4 separate regions of the Homo sapiens genome follow, and all the other regions are linked to region 1. The links are chromatin contacts, found by Hi-C or POLR2A ChIA-PET in ENCODE. All regions are on one chromosome and are shown on one strand. Each heading gives the region's core, a stretch centred on a gene start or an enhancer-like site at or near the end of the contact. The rest is flanking DNA. Distances are from core to core; before and after follow the strand shown. Region 1 holds the start of ACVR2A (activin A receptor type 2A). Region 2 has its middle 30 kb from the start of EPC2. Region 3 overlaps LOC124907896 (a long non-coding RNA gene). Region 4 has its middle 60 kb from the start of KIF5C.

Evidence for each region. A loop is a pair of places that touch in the nucleus more often than their neighbours do. ChIA-PET counts read pairs that join two places held with the same protein, here RNA polymerase II (POLR2A). Pooled maps may share reads with other maps.
Region 2: a pooled map shows a loop between it and region 1 (4-fold over the local background). The contact joins the enhancer-like site here to the promoter of ACVR2A in region 1. A Hi-C loop is called at or near these places in 2 of 37 single-sample maps with no recorded cell type and 7 of 50 pooled maps. POLR2A ChIA-PET finds 5 or more read pairs at or near these places in 1 of 52 experiments (T-cell).
Region 3: a loop to region 1 is called in a map of CD4-positive, alpha-beta T cell, with 2.1 times the contacts of the local background. The contact joins the enhancer-like site here to the promoter of ACVR2A in region 1. A Hi-C loop is called at or near these places in 3 of 168 maps with a recorded cell type or tissue (CD4-positive, alpha-beta T cell and naive thymus-derived CD4-positive, alpha-beta T cell) and 9 of 50 pooled maps. POLR2A ChIA-PET finds 5 or more read pairs at or near these places in 3 of 52 experiments (CD4-positive, alpha-beta T cell, Panc1 and activated naive CD4-positive, alpha-beta T cell).
Region 4: a pooled map shows a loop between it and region 1 (5-fold over the local background). The contact joins the enhancer-like site here to the promoter of ACVR2A in region 1. A Hi-C loop is called at or near these places in 4 of 50 pooled maps. POLR2A ChIA-PET finds 5 or more read pairs at or near these places in 2 of 52 experiments (RWPE1 and endothelial cell of umbilical vein).

Annotation. Positions count from the first base shown.
Region 1 is chr2:147,843,686-147,846,599 of GRCh38, forward strand. It overlaps ACVR2A (activin A receptor type 2A), which reads left to right and starts at 1,344. Exons shown (of 11, transcript NM_001616.5): 1 at 1,344-1,522. The coding sequence starts at 1,468. RefSeq lists an enhancer at 1-444 and silencers at 571-760, 841-950, 1,706-1,785.
Region 2 is chr2:148,613,161-148,615,860 of GRCh38, forward strand. No RefSeq gene overlaps it. Among named protein-coding and RNA genes, the nearest start is that of EPC2, 30 kb to the right of the region's middle. RefSeq lists enhancers at 651-1,256, 1,258-1,387. Within about 2 kb of position 1,336, at least 11 of the 41 ENCODE cell types and tissues checked have a DNase peak (open chromatin) inside an H3K27ac peak, as active enhancers do.
Region 3 is chr2:148,527,081-148,529,780 of GRCh38, forward strand. LOC124907896 (a long non-coding RNA gene) reads left to right here. Exons shown (of 2, transcript XR_007087259.1): 2 at 1-2,343. Among named protein-coding and RNA genes, the nearest start is that of EPC2, 120 kb to the right of the region's middle. Within about 2 kb of position 1,356, at least 2 of the 41 ENCODE cell types and tissues checked have a DNase peak (open chromatin) inside an H3K27ac peak, as active enhancers do; they include CD4-positive, alpha-beta T cell, where a contact is called at or near this core.
Region 4 is chr2:148,813,627-148,816,326 of GRCh38, forward strand. No RefSeq gene overlaps it. Among named protein-coding and RNA genes, the nearest start is that of KIF5C, 60 kb to the right of the region's middle. Within about 2 kb of position 1,332, at least 8 of the 41 ENCODE cell types and tissues checked have a DNase peak (open chromatin) inside an H3K27ac peak, as active enhancers do.

The DNA.
Region 1 (2,914 bases), core at 94-2,593:
ACACAATGCTTTGTGTGTAAAAGGAACGGCGGGAATGGATTCAAGTTGCGCATCGTGATAAATGGCGTGAATATCCTGAGCGGGTGGACAGCCCTTCCTCCGTGAGTTTTTTCTTTTTCTTTTCTAGTCACCAAGACAGCACGCGTGTGCAGAAGCTGCAGCGGTGGGACGCAGTGCTAAGTCTGGGGGCGCACACACCAGCTCGCGCGTCGCGAGCTCGCCTGGGCAGCTCGGCGGGCGCGGCGAAACAGCTCCCACGTCCGCCTTCCACCGACTCCTCGGTATCAGAGCGGACGAGGCGTCCCCCCAGAGGAAAGACTGGGCGCCGCAGACGCCCCTTGGAGAAGTCCCTGGCCACTCGCCCCACCTCGGGGTCCTCTTCCTCTTGGGCTTCTCCTGACCCTTTGGGTGGGCGCTCCAGACAGGCCCGTCGGACGCGATTTGGAAACGGGTCGTGCCCGGCCTAGCCCGCATCTACTCGCCCGGCCACAGCCCAGCCACAGCTTAGGGACTTTGAGGCGCCCGCGCCCCTTTGTCGCGGTATCTCTAGCCCAAGCAGGCCGGACGCCGAGGCCTCGCGGTATCGAGCCTCCGTCCGCCCCGCCTCCTCGCCCTCCACTCCGCCCCGCCCTCGCTCTCTCACCCCTCCCCCGCTCCCGCCTCGCTTCCCCGACAATCTCCTCGCGCTCCCGGCCCGGCACGCGCGCTGCGCCCGGCCGCCGCTGCCGCCGCCGCCGCCGCCGCCGCTGCCGCCGAGCGTTCCTCCGCTGCGCCTGGCTTCCAGCTTCGGGCCGGAACCGGAAGTTTGGGGGGCGGAGCCCGGCGGAGGCCAGGAGACCGAAAACGCGGCCGAGCCCGGAGCCCGGAGCTGGAGCCAGAGCCTGGACCAGAACTTGGCCGCCGCCTGCACCGCCGCCGCCGCTGCCGCCCGCCGCCCCTTCCCCGCGCCGCAGCCGCCTCGCCGCCACCGCCGCGAGCTCGGCCGCCAGTGGTCCTCGGACTTTAGGTGTCTGGGTTGAAGGTCGGTCCGGACATCGGACCCAGTCAGTTCCCAGACTGTCCGGGCGGCAGCGGACGCCGCTGCCGCCGCCGCCTCTTCGTCGCCTCAGCCTGGCGTTTTGTTCCGAGAGACGGGAGAGGCGAGCGGAGCTGACAGTGATTTTGACAGTGATTTAAACCCGCTTTTGTTGTTGTTGGCTTTTCGTTGTTTGGTTTTGTGTGTTGTGCGTGTGTGTGGCGGTTTTTCCCCCGTGGTGCATTTTATTTTTTATCGTTGTGCTCTTTTTTTTCTTTTTTTTTTTTAACCCAGTGAGCGTTTTTTTTTTTTTTTTTTTTTTTTTTTGGTCTGGGCTTCCGAATATGTTTTATGACGGTTGATTTTACACCAGGAGGTTTGTCTCCGAGGAAGACCCAGGGAACTGGATATCTAGCGAGAACTTCCTCCGGATTCCCCGGCGCCTCGGGAAAATGGGAGCTGCTGCAAAGTTGGCGTTTGCCGTCTTTCTTATCTCCTGTTCTTCAGGTAGGTGCAGGGAGCGCGGCGCGGTGGGGCTGCTCCTGCGGCCGCGGCGGCCGCTGCTGGGGGCCGCGGCTGGTGTTGAGTCGGAGAGTCCAGTGGAGCCTGGGGAGGTTGCCCACTCCCTGCGCCCCTCGGCTGCCACCGCCCCCCCCCCCCGCCCCCAGGTCTGATTGTGATCTGGAAACCTCCATGCATTTTTCTCTTTTTGAGTTGGGTCGGCGAGCTGATAAGAGTGAGTGCTGTGTTGTTGTGGAAGTGAGAAAGTCATGTTTTGTGGCCATAACACTGGATGACAGCGCTGGTTGGGTTGCAATTAAGCCGCAAATACCACAAGTGACAATTTATGCAAAGGTTGAGATCTGAAAGGAGTATTTAGTGTGGGCTCCTCCAAAACAAGGGTTGCTTTTTGTCATCGTTTAATTAGTGCTTCACCGGTGAATATCACGACATAGATCAAGCCAGTTGCTGCTTAATTTTGGCTGTGGGAAACAATACATCCTATCAGCAATTTAATCTGGGTCTCCCCTCACGTTTTCTTCAACTTCAGCGTCCAGCAGTGTTAAAAATAGTTGTAGTTGTTGTTGGAGTATTAACTATAACCCAGTGCAGAAGAGGTATGCCGCTTGGTATTGGTAATGTGCTGGCGTTCAACCACCATTTGTGTGCTCTTTTGGGGCATAGATTTTGCTTACCTACGGAATACTTATTTTAAACGCTTTGTATTGAAGCATTGTTTTCGGTTTAGAACAACCCATGTGAAATTGTTTTTGTTAAATATAGTACACTCATAAAATAGGTTTTAGCTCAAGGTTGGGGGAATAAACGGGCCATTTTATATTGGAAATTTTGATTTTGTGAGGACGTTCTATGGTTGCAACCAGTGGTTGGAAAAACTATCTAGTCTTTTGTATTTGAAATTCTATAAATAAATACAGCATCTAGCTGAAAGGTGTGCAGATGTACATAACAGGAGAGTTAGTTCAATAGATGAAACATTTTAAATAAGTCTCATTGGATCTATTTATTGTAAAATTTAATATTCAGTTACAAGCTTGTGGCATAGAATTACGGGGGACTCTTGGAAACGGGGGCGAATTGACAGGTTTCATGGCCATGTCTTTATCTCGTTTGCCACAGGAAAATTAAAGGGTGGTAGTCTTCTTTGTGTACCTCTGTGGGGTGTGTGTGTGTGTGTTTGTGTGTTTGTGTCCGTCTTCCCCACCCCCCTTTAAATATAATCTTTTGTAATGTATAGAATTTTGCTGAATGGTACATTTCCTTGTGGTTAATAAATGGATAAAGTCTAGTCTTATGTCTGTAGTGGTATTGATCAGTTCCGGGTGGGCTGAATGTGTTGTGAAATGGCGATCATTGCCAGAGATTAACCAAAAGAAT
Region 2 (2,700 bases), core at 86-2,585, 770 kb after region 1:
TGATCTTGGCTTACTACAACCTCCACCTCCTGGGTTCAAGCAATTCTCCTGCTTCAGTCTCCTGAGTAGCTTGGATTACAGGCACCCACCACCAAGCTCGGCTAATTTTTGTATTTTTAGAAGACATGGGGTTTCACCAAGTTGGCCAGGTGACCAACTCCTGACCTCAGGTGATCCGCACACCTCGGCCTCCCAAAGTGCTGGGACTACAGGCTTGCGCCACTGCACCTGGCCAAAAGGATATTTTAACTACATACTCACACATTTACATTAGACACGTCAACCATGGTGCCTACCATTATTAATAGGAACTGCCTCATTCATTGCCTCTAGGTAGGAGACTGCCCAAGACTGCCATGGGCTGAGCATGGTGGCTCATACCTGTAATCCCGGCACATTCAGAGGCCAAGGCAAGAGGATCTCTTGAGGCCAGGAGTTCAAGACCAGCCTGGGCAACATAGTGAGACCCTGTCTCTACTGAAAATTTTTTTTAAACATTAGCCATGTGTAGTGGTGTACACCTGTTATCCCAGCTACTGGAGAGGTTTAAGAGGGCGTATCACTTGAGCCCAGGAGTTGGAGCTTACAGTGAGCTATGAGCTTGCCACTGCACTCCAGCCTGAGCTACAGAAAGAGACTGGTTGTTAAAAAAAAAAAAAAAAAATAGAGACTGTCATGCTTTGAACCACATGACTTTATTCCTAGTTTACAACTGGCTGTACCCAAGGTCAATCAATCCTCAGGATGGCCAGCAGTATAGAAAAAGATAAACAGGACCATCAAATTCTCTCCCAGAAAAAGGATGAGAAGATACTTGGTGCTATGGTTGGAGATTGTTTGTTTGGTTCTGCCTAGTCCCATGGTGAAATTTGATCCCCAATGTTAGAGGTGGAGCCTGATGGGAAGTGTTTGGGTCATGGGGGCTGAACCCTCATGAATGGCTTGGTAATGAATACATTCTTGCTCTGTTGATTCCTGCCAGCACTGATTGTTAAAAGGAGCCTGGTGCCTTCCTCCCTCTCTCTTGTTCCCTCTCTCTTGACACATGACACACTGGCTCCCCTTTGCCTTCTGCCATGAAACAGTCTGAAGCCCTCACCAGAAGCAGATGCTGGTACTGTGCTTCTTGTGCAGTCTGCAGAACCATGAGCCAAATAAACCTCCGCTTTTTATAAATGACCCAGTCTCAGGTATTCCTTTATAGCAATGCAAATGGATTAAGATACTTGGTGAATGAGGCAGGGAGAAGCAAGCTCTGGGGCTGAAAGGGTATATTGAGAGAAATTGTGACACACAGTGGATCAACACGTGGCCAGAGAAGCTAAAGGGAAACAGAAACTCTGAGTAAGATGAGGAAGCAAAAACTATGAGAAAGCAAAAATAATGAGGTGGAAGCTCAGGCCCACCAAGCGTAGCTGGTTGTCACATGGATGGCAGCCTACATGTGCGGAGTTGGACAAATTCCTCTTCTCCCTTTTACCTGACTCTACTCCAGTTCCTGTTCTTCCTGTGGCTAGGATATGTGGCTTTTCCTGGGTTCCTAAATGTTTTAAATCACCAGCAGCAGGAGTAGGATAAGCACTGCTCTCAGCACACATTTTTTGAGATAACTTGAATGTGTCTCTGTCACTGAAACTATTTATAGTGTTGTTTTGAATGATGTAATTGTAGCAGGATTATAGCTTAAACACACACACAGACACACACTCCTTTTTTTGTGCCTGCTTCCTGCATGTGAGGGAAGTGAAGTGGTTGTTATGCTTATTCATTTACACATAACTTCTGGAATTCCACTCATACCCCCCAAATACAGGCCATGACTCAAAAGTGCCCCGGGCACATTCTTGCTTACTTTTCTCGCTAGCAAGTGAACAGGTGAACAGACTTATTTTGTGGGTCTGCAACAGCTTCAAGGGATTTGGAGTTCATTGATCCCAAATAACAAGAATACTTTGCAGTAACTGTCCTCCTAAGTTGATTTTATTCTGATGAACTCTTATCAGTGAGTGGTTTTTCCCTAAAAATAGTTTCTAAAAGGGCTTACACAGTGGCTACCTCCCTAGCAAGAAACAGAATGTATAAATGGAACATGCATCTAATTGTCAGACCCCATCCTCAGTTCTTTTGTGTAATATGAAAAAGAAATGTTTTAAAGCAGTCAAGATATTTAGCTCTAAAAATTAGCCAGTAAGAAGCTACTTGGATAAAGTTAAGTACGTTTTTTTTTTCTTTTTACAAACCTCCCTTTGAAATAAACCAGACAGAGGTTCCTTTCACTTCCATGGGAGTTTTCAGCAAAAGGAGAATGGAAGACTTCATAAGCTCTAAACAGCCTTGGAGGCCATTCATAGACTTCCTAGCATTCTCTGCCATTTCCCAGTGCTAACGGCCCTGAATGTAGCTTCTCACTATCGTTATTGTCCCTCTTGGGCACTAGCCTGGCAGCTGAGCTCTCTGAAGCTTATAGCCTTTGGAGTATGGGAAGAAGTTACCAACAGACACAGTCACAGGCTGCACAGAGAAGAGATGAGCCAGGAACTGGGGCAGTGGGAAGATGAAGAACATAGGGCTATTTTCACACCCTCCTGAATCCCATTTCCTGTTTCCTGCGCCTGCTGCTCCTATAGCAAGTCTGCAAAAAACCCCTGGGGTGAGGACACTCAGAAACCATCCAGACATGCACAGATTTCTCTGCCTCTG
Region 3 (2,700 bases), core at 106-2,605, 680 kb after region 1:
CCCATGCAGATAGAAGATGGTCTCCTCGGTCCTGAAGGGGAGCTGAGCAGGGCAGCACACCATCAGCTGCACACGAGAGCTGGGCCACACTTCCCAGGGGCCAAATAAACAGGGGAGCCCCAGCTCTGGGGAAGATGAAGGGCTGAGGGTCAGGAGGAGGTCGCAGAAGGCTGTTGCACGTGGAAACCATCCGGAAGTTAAGTGACCAGGGAAAATGCTGCTTGTGAGTGTGTGGAGACTGTAAAAGGATGGACTTCTGTAGCTGGTCTGAGGCCAGCAGGCCTGAGGAACTTAGCAAGGAGTCAGAGAGAAGCTGGTGACAAAAAAGTAGGAAATTGTAGGAAGGCTGTAGAATTAAGAGTTTGGGCCAAGTTAACCTAAACCATTTGTGTCATATTAGAGAAGGGTACTTTTCCCAGCACTCAGCTGGGTTTTGAGGATTTCGGACCTTAAAGAGCAGAATACATCTATTCCCAGGCCATGCCAGGGGCTGTTGAAAGAGGTCCTGAGAACTGTGCCAGGCCTGATTCAGGTAACAGGAAGAGATGTGGGAGAGGATAAGCCTCCGACCAAAACAGCTTCACTTCAGAGAGTTAAGGGAGTTTTATAGACTGAATCATGTCCTCCCCAGAGTCATACACTGAAGCCCTAATTCTAGCATGACCATCTGCAAGCCAAGGAGAGAGGCCTCAGGAGAAACCAACCCCGATGACACCTTGATCTTGGAATTCCAGCGTCCAGAACTGTTGTTTAAGCGCCTCCAGTCTGTGGGATTTTGCTATGGCAGCCTAAGCTAAGACAGGGAGACAGGCCACCCACCAGCTGAGAAGGTGGGTGCCAGAAGCAAAGCCAACCCGTGTGTCCTCACCTCGCTCTCCCTGCTCTTTCCTGATCCACAGTCTCTGACTCTGGAGGGGACTGCTCAGTGGCCAGCAGATGCCTGGCAGAGGCACATCTTCCCCACTACATGTGAACCCTGGACCTATGTAAAATGCCAGAAATCAGGAGCTCCCGGGTTACTTTGCACATCTGCAAGCACCAACTTCTGGTCCGGCTGCATGCACTTGACTCGGAGGGAAAGGAGCAGCTTCACACATGGGTCTCCTCGTCCCCCGCTGCTGGCCTGGCTATCGCCAATGTCACTGACCTGAATTCAGTTTTCAAAGGAAATGTGTTTCATGGTGATTCTTTTGGTTCCAGTTCAGAACTTGGATAAAAAATATGCTCCAATTTAAGAAAAATAGTCAATTCGCAAATCAAAACTGAAATCTAGAAAGGTGAAAGAGTTGACTCTCTGGGCCTCCTTATCTGAAAAATGAGGCAGTTGCACTAGATTTGTAGGTTTTCTTTAAAAGTTTTTTTTTTTAACCACAAGAAAACTTTCTTCAAAAGAAATGTTACCAGGAAGCAGAAACAAAAGAGGGGCATAAGGGTTGAGCTGCTTGATCAAAAGGGGAGAGAAAGGTTGAGTTCCAGAATCCTGCCCTCCAAGGCACGGCTTTGCAAAGCAGAGTCTAAAAGGCATTTTACTCTCATTGCCTACATGCTCCTCCAGCCTCCTGTCTGAGGATCCATGAAGAGTCAGTATTCCCACACACCCGGTTGTATACCCACCAGGCACCTCGGAACCAGTCACTGAGAACATGGGCCATGCAAAGAAGGGAGCACGTACAGGGCTCAGCAGGGGCGAGCAAGCCTGGGTCCAGGTGAGCTTCTTTAGCTCCTTCTCCCAGATTCTCCATCCAGGAGCCAACACTGACCACAGGGAGAGGGAGGGCTGGGTGGGGAGAGAGCCAGGGGAGGTGGGCCTACTGAAATTCCTCCACATAAAAACAAGAGGTGTGGCTCCAAAGTGGCACATCTTGTCACAAAGAAGGTGGAAGCAGCAGATGAGAATTCGCTCACCTCCCAAGGCCAAAACCACTTGGAATAAAGAAAATGTGGTACCTACACACCATGGAATATACTATGCAACCATAAAAAAGAATGAGATCATGTCCTTTGCAGGGACATGGATGAAGCTGGAAGCCATCAACCTCAGCAAAATAACACAGGAACAGAAAACCAAAGACTGCATGTTGCCACTCATAAGTAGGAGCTGAACAATGAGAACACATGGACACAGGGAGGGGAACAACACATACCGGGGCCTGTTAGGGGGGCGTGGCAAGGGGAGGGAGAGCATCAGGACAAATAGCTAATGCACACTAGCTTAATACCTAGGTGACCGATTGATAGATGCAGGAAACAACCGTGGCACACATTTACCTATGTAACAAACCTGCACATTCTGCACATGTATCCCAGAACTTAAAGTAAAATAAAATTTAAAAAAAAAAACCACTGGGAGACTCTCCCCAGGGCCACCTCTCCCGTGCACCTTCAGCCTCTCCTTCTCTACCAACCTCTTGCGACCATCAGGCAAATGTGTCTCTCCTCGTGAAAGATCAAACAAAACTCGATAAAAAGACCTTCAACCCCTTGTTCTCCTCCTTGCTGACAGCTTTTTGAAAGTGCCTGTAATTGTCTCCATCTCCTCATCTTGTATTCACTTTCTAAGTGTTCTTTTCTGCATGTGCATGTCTTGATTCCTTGCTCTTTTCTGGATTTGCATTGCCAATTCCCTGTCAATCACTTATTTTTGTGAATGGGTCACTAGTGCAGAGGTCGTGACCTTGGGCTTGTGTCTTTGCAGGGAGA
Region 4 (2,700 bases), core at 82-2,581, 970 kb after region 1:
TAACAAAGTGGTCAGGTCAATTGAGTAGGCGAGCTTGCAGAATCTTACTTCATTATCCCTGTAGATTAACCATGCCTTTTGTTTTCTGTAGAGAAGCAAAACCCTGGAGGGGGTGCCCCTGCCGGGATTAGTCAATTTCTAGATACAGTAAACAACTCACGAGGCAACCTGCCTTTCAAATGCAAACCGAGCAATTCAGAGCCCCAAACCCCAAACCCCAGCCACCTCCGCTATTGGGCTGTCATACTCCCCTAGCGGTACCAGACCACTAGGGGCAGCCCCCATGGCTGCGGAAATGATTCAGACTAGCCAACCTTGAGTCCGCCTACCTTGCCTCACCCGCTCATCCCCTGGAAACCACGGTAAAGACTGTTGCTCTCGTTTTCTCCTGGCCCCCTCTTCCTCCTGCCCAGCCTGGGGCTTCCTCCTGTGTCCCCTGGTGCGGTGGGCCATGTCTCCTGTTTCTAGAGAATCTGTGAGTATAATAAACTTCTTCCTTCAGCCAGGTGCAGTGGCTCACGTCTGTAATCCCAGCACTTTGGGAAGCCAAGGCAGGAGGATCACTTGAGCTCAGGAGTTCAAGACCAGTCTGGTGGTCTTGAACCTGGTTTCAACATGGTGAATCCCTTCTCTACTAAAAACACAAAAAAATTAGCCAGGCGTGGTGGCACAGGCCTGTAGTCCCAGCTACTGGGTGGGGTGGAGGTGGGAGGATCACCTGGGCCAGGAAACTGGAGGCTGCAGTGAGCTGAGATTGTGTCACTACACTCCAGCCTGGGTGACAAAGTGAGACCCTGTCTCAAAAACAAACAAACAAGCAAACAAAAACAACCAAAAAACCTTTCTTCATAATGAAATCGCCTTTGTAAAATTTGTGACAATGAGAGAAATCTGACAGAAATTATGGCAATGAGAAAAATCTGACCCAAATGACTCCGTCTTGCTTCTAATCTCACAAGCTAACTGCCTTTGCTCCTTCCTGGGTGTAGGCCAAGCTAAACAGGAGAGGAATTTAGTTTATAGTTTCACTTTAAAACAAAGATCATAACTGCCCCTTCCTGAAACTAACCCCCACCTTGCTCAGGGACCAAAATTGCCTTTGTAAAACCAATAAAAAATTAGCAACGAGGATAGAATGGGGTTTAGTAGTTGTGTGGCCAGAGGTCACAAGATTTGTAACCTCCCCCAAACGCTTCTATAGAGAACACCACTTTTGTAAAAACTAAAACTGGCATCTGAGGTACCTTTCAGACCTTGCATTCTGATAGACCAGCTGGCACCACCCGGACCAGTAACCCATACCATGGAACTGGCTCGACTGGTCTTATGACCCCCACCCCGGAATGGACTCAGCACAAGAAGATAGCTTCGACCCCCATGATTTCAGCCTCCAACCTACCAATCAGCACTCCCCATTCCTTGGCTGCCTGCCCACCAAATGATCCCTGAAAAACTCTAGCCTCCAAATTCTTGGGGAGATGGATTTAAGAGCTAACTCTCATTCTTCCACTTGGCTGGCCCTGTGATTATTAAACTGTTTATTTGCTGCAAAAAAACAAAAAAAAAAAAACCAAAAAAAAAAAACCGCTGCTATTCTCAGTGCATTGGCTTTGGCAATTACAATGAGTCATTTCGGTGTCTGTGTGTCTTACCAGACCTGATCAGAACAAATCCCTTAAAACACCTTGTTCTGGAGCTCATCTTCTCTTTCATCTACTGCCCCCCTCAACCCTGGCATTCGCCTTCATATCTCTTCTTTGCTCTGAGGATGAAGCTTCTATTTATTTCAGCTCCTGTTTCCTGAGCAGGGCTACCATGTACTGTTGTGCAGGTTGTACACAGCAGCCAGTTAGGGTTGATCTCCGGACTGATCCTGAGATCCTCCCTGTGGCCATCTCACCTAACTCTATCCCACCATGTAACCCTTCCAGACGCATTTGCAGACCCCATGCCTGTGAAACAGAGGGCAGGATCCTATTCAGGCAGCTGCTTTATCATTGCACTGGGTGGATCCTGCTTCCACAGGGAAGGCAGAAAAGATGTGCTCCTCTACCTCCTCAGCCTCTCTGCCTCCGGTGTTCTCACCTTCACCCCCTCCACCTCCACTCCCATCCCCATTTACACTAGGGAGGAAATGACTGCAATAGCTTAAAGCAGGGTCCTTCCCTGCCGCCCTCCTGCCTGTAATCCAGCAGGGCTCAAAATTTCCAAGATGATTTTCTGGAGTCCAGACTACGTCAATGGTTCTCAAACTTTAAATTGAATTAGAATCACCTGGAGGACTTGTTAAAATGCAGATTACTGCCCCCCCCACCCCCCCCACTGCACCCCACCAAGTTTCTGACTCAGAAAGTCTGAGACAAGCCCTGGGAATCTGCATTTTTACTACATCCCAGGTGATGCTGTTGTCTCAGAGACCATACTTTGAAAACCACTGCTCTAGATGCAGTGCTTCAGGCCTCAGCTGCTACTCGAGGTGCCCCTGAACCCTGTCTTCATTCCGGAAACAAGCCTCTCTGTTCTGCAACGCATGGTGCCTGAGCTTTCTGGGGAGAGATTCTGTTCTGAGGTGGATTATTTTGTTCCCCCTCAGCAGTTCTTACACATTGCTCAATGAAAGCTTGTTGGCCAGGAACAAATATCCAATATTGTTCTATATACGCTGTGGTTTTAAACATTTTTACATTTTTTTTTAGAGAC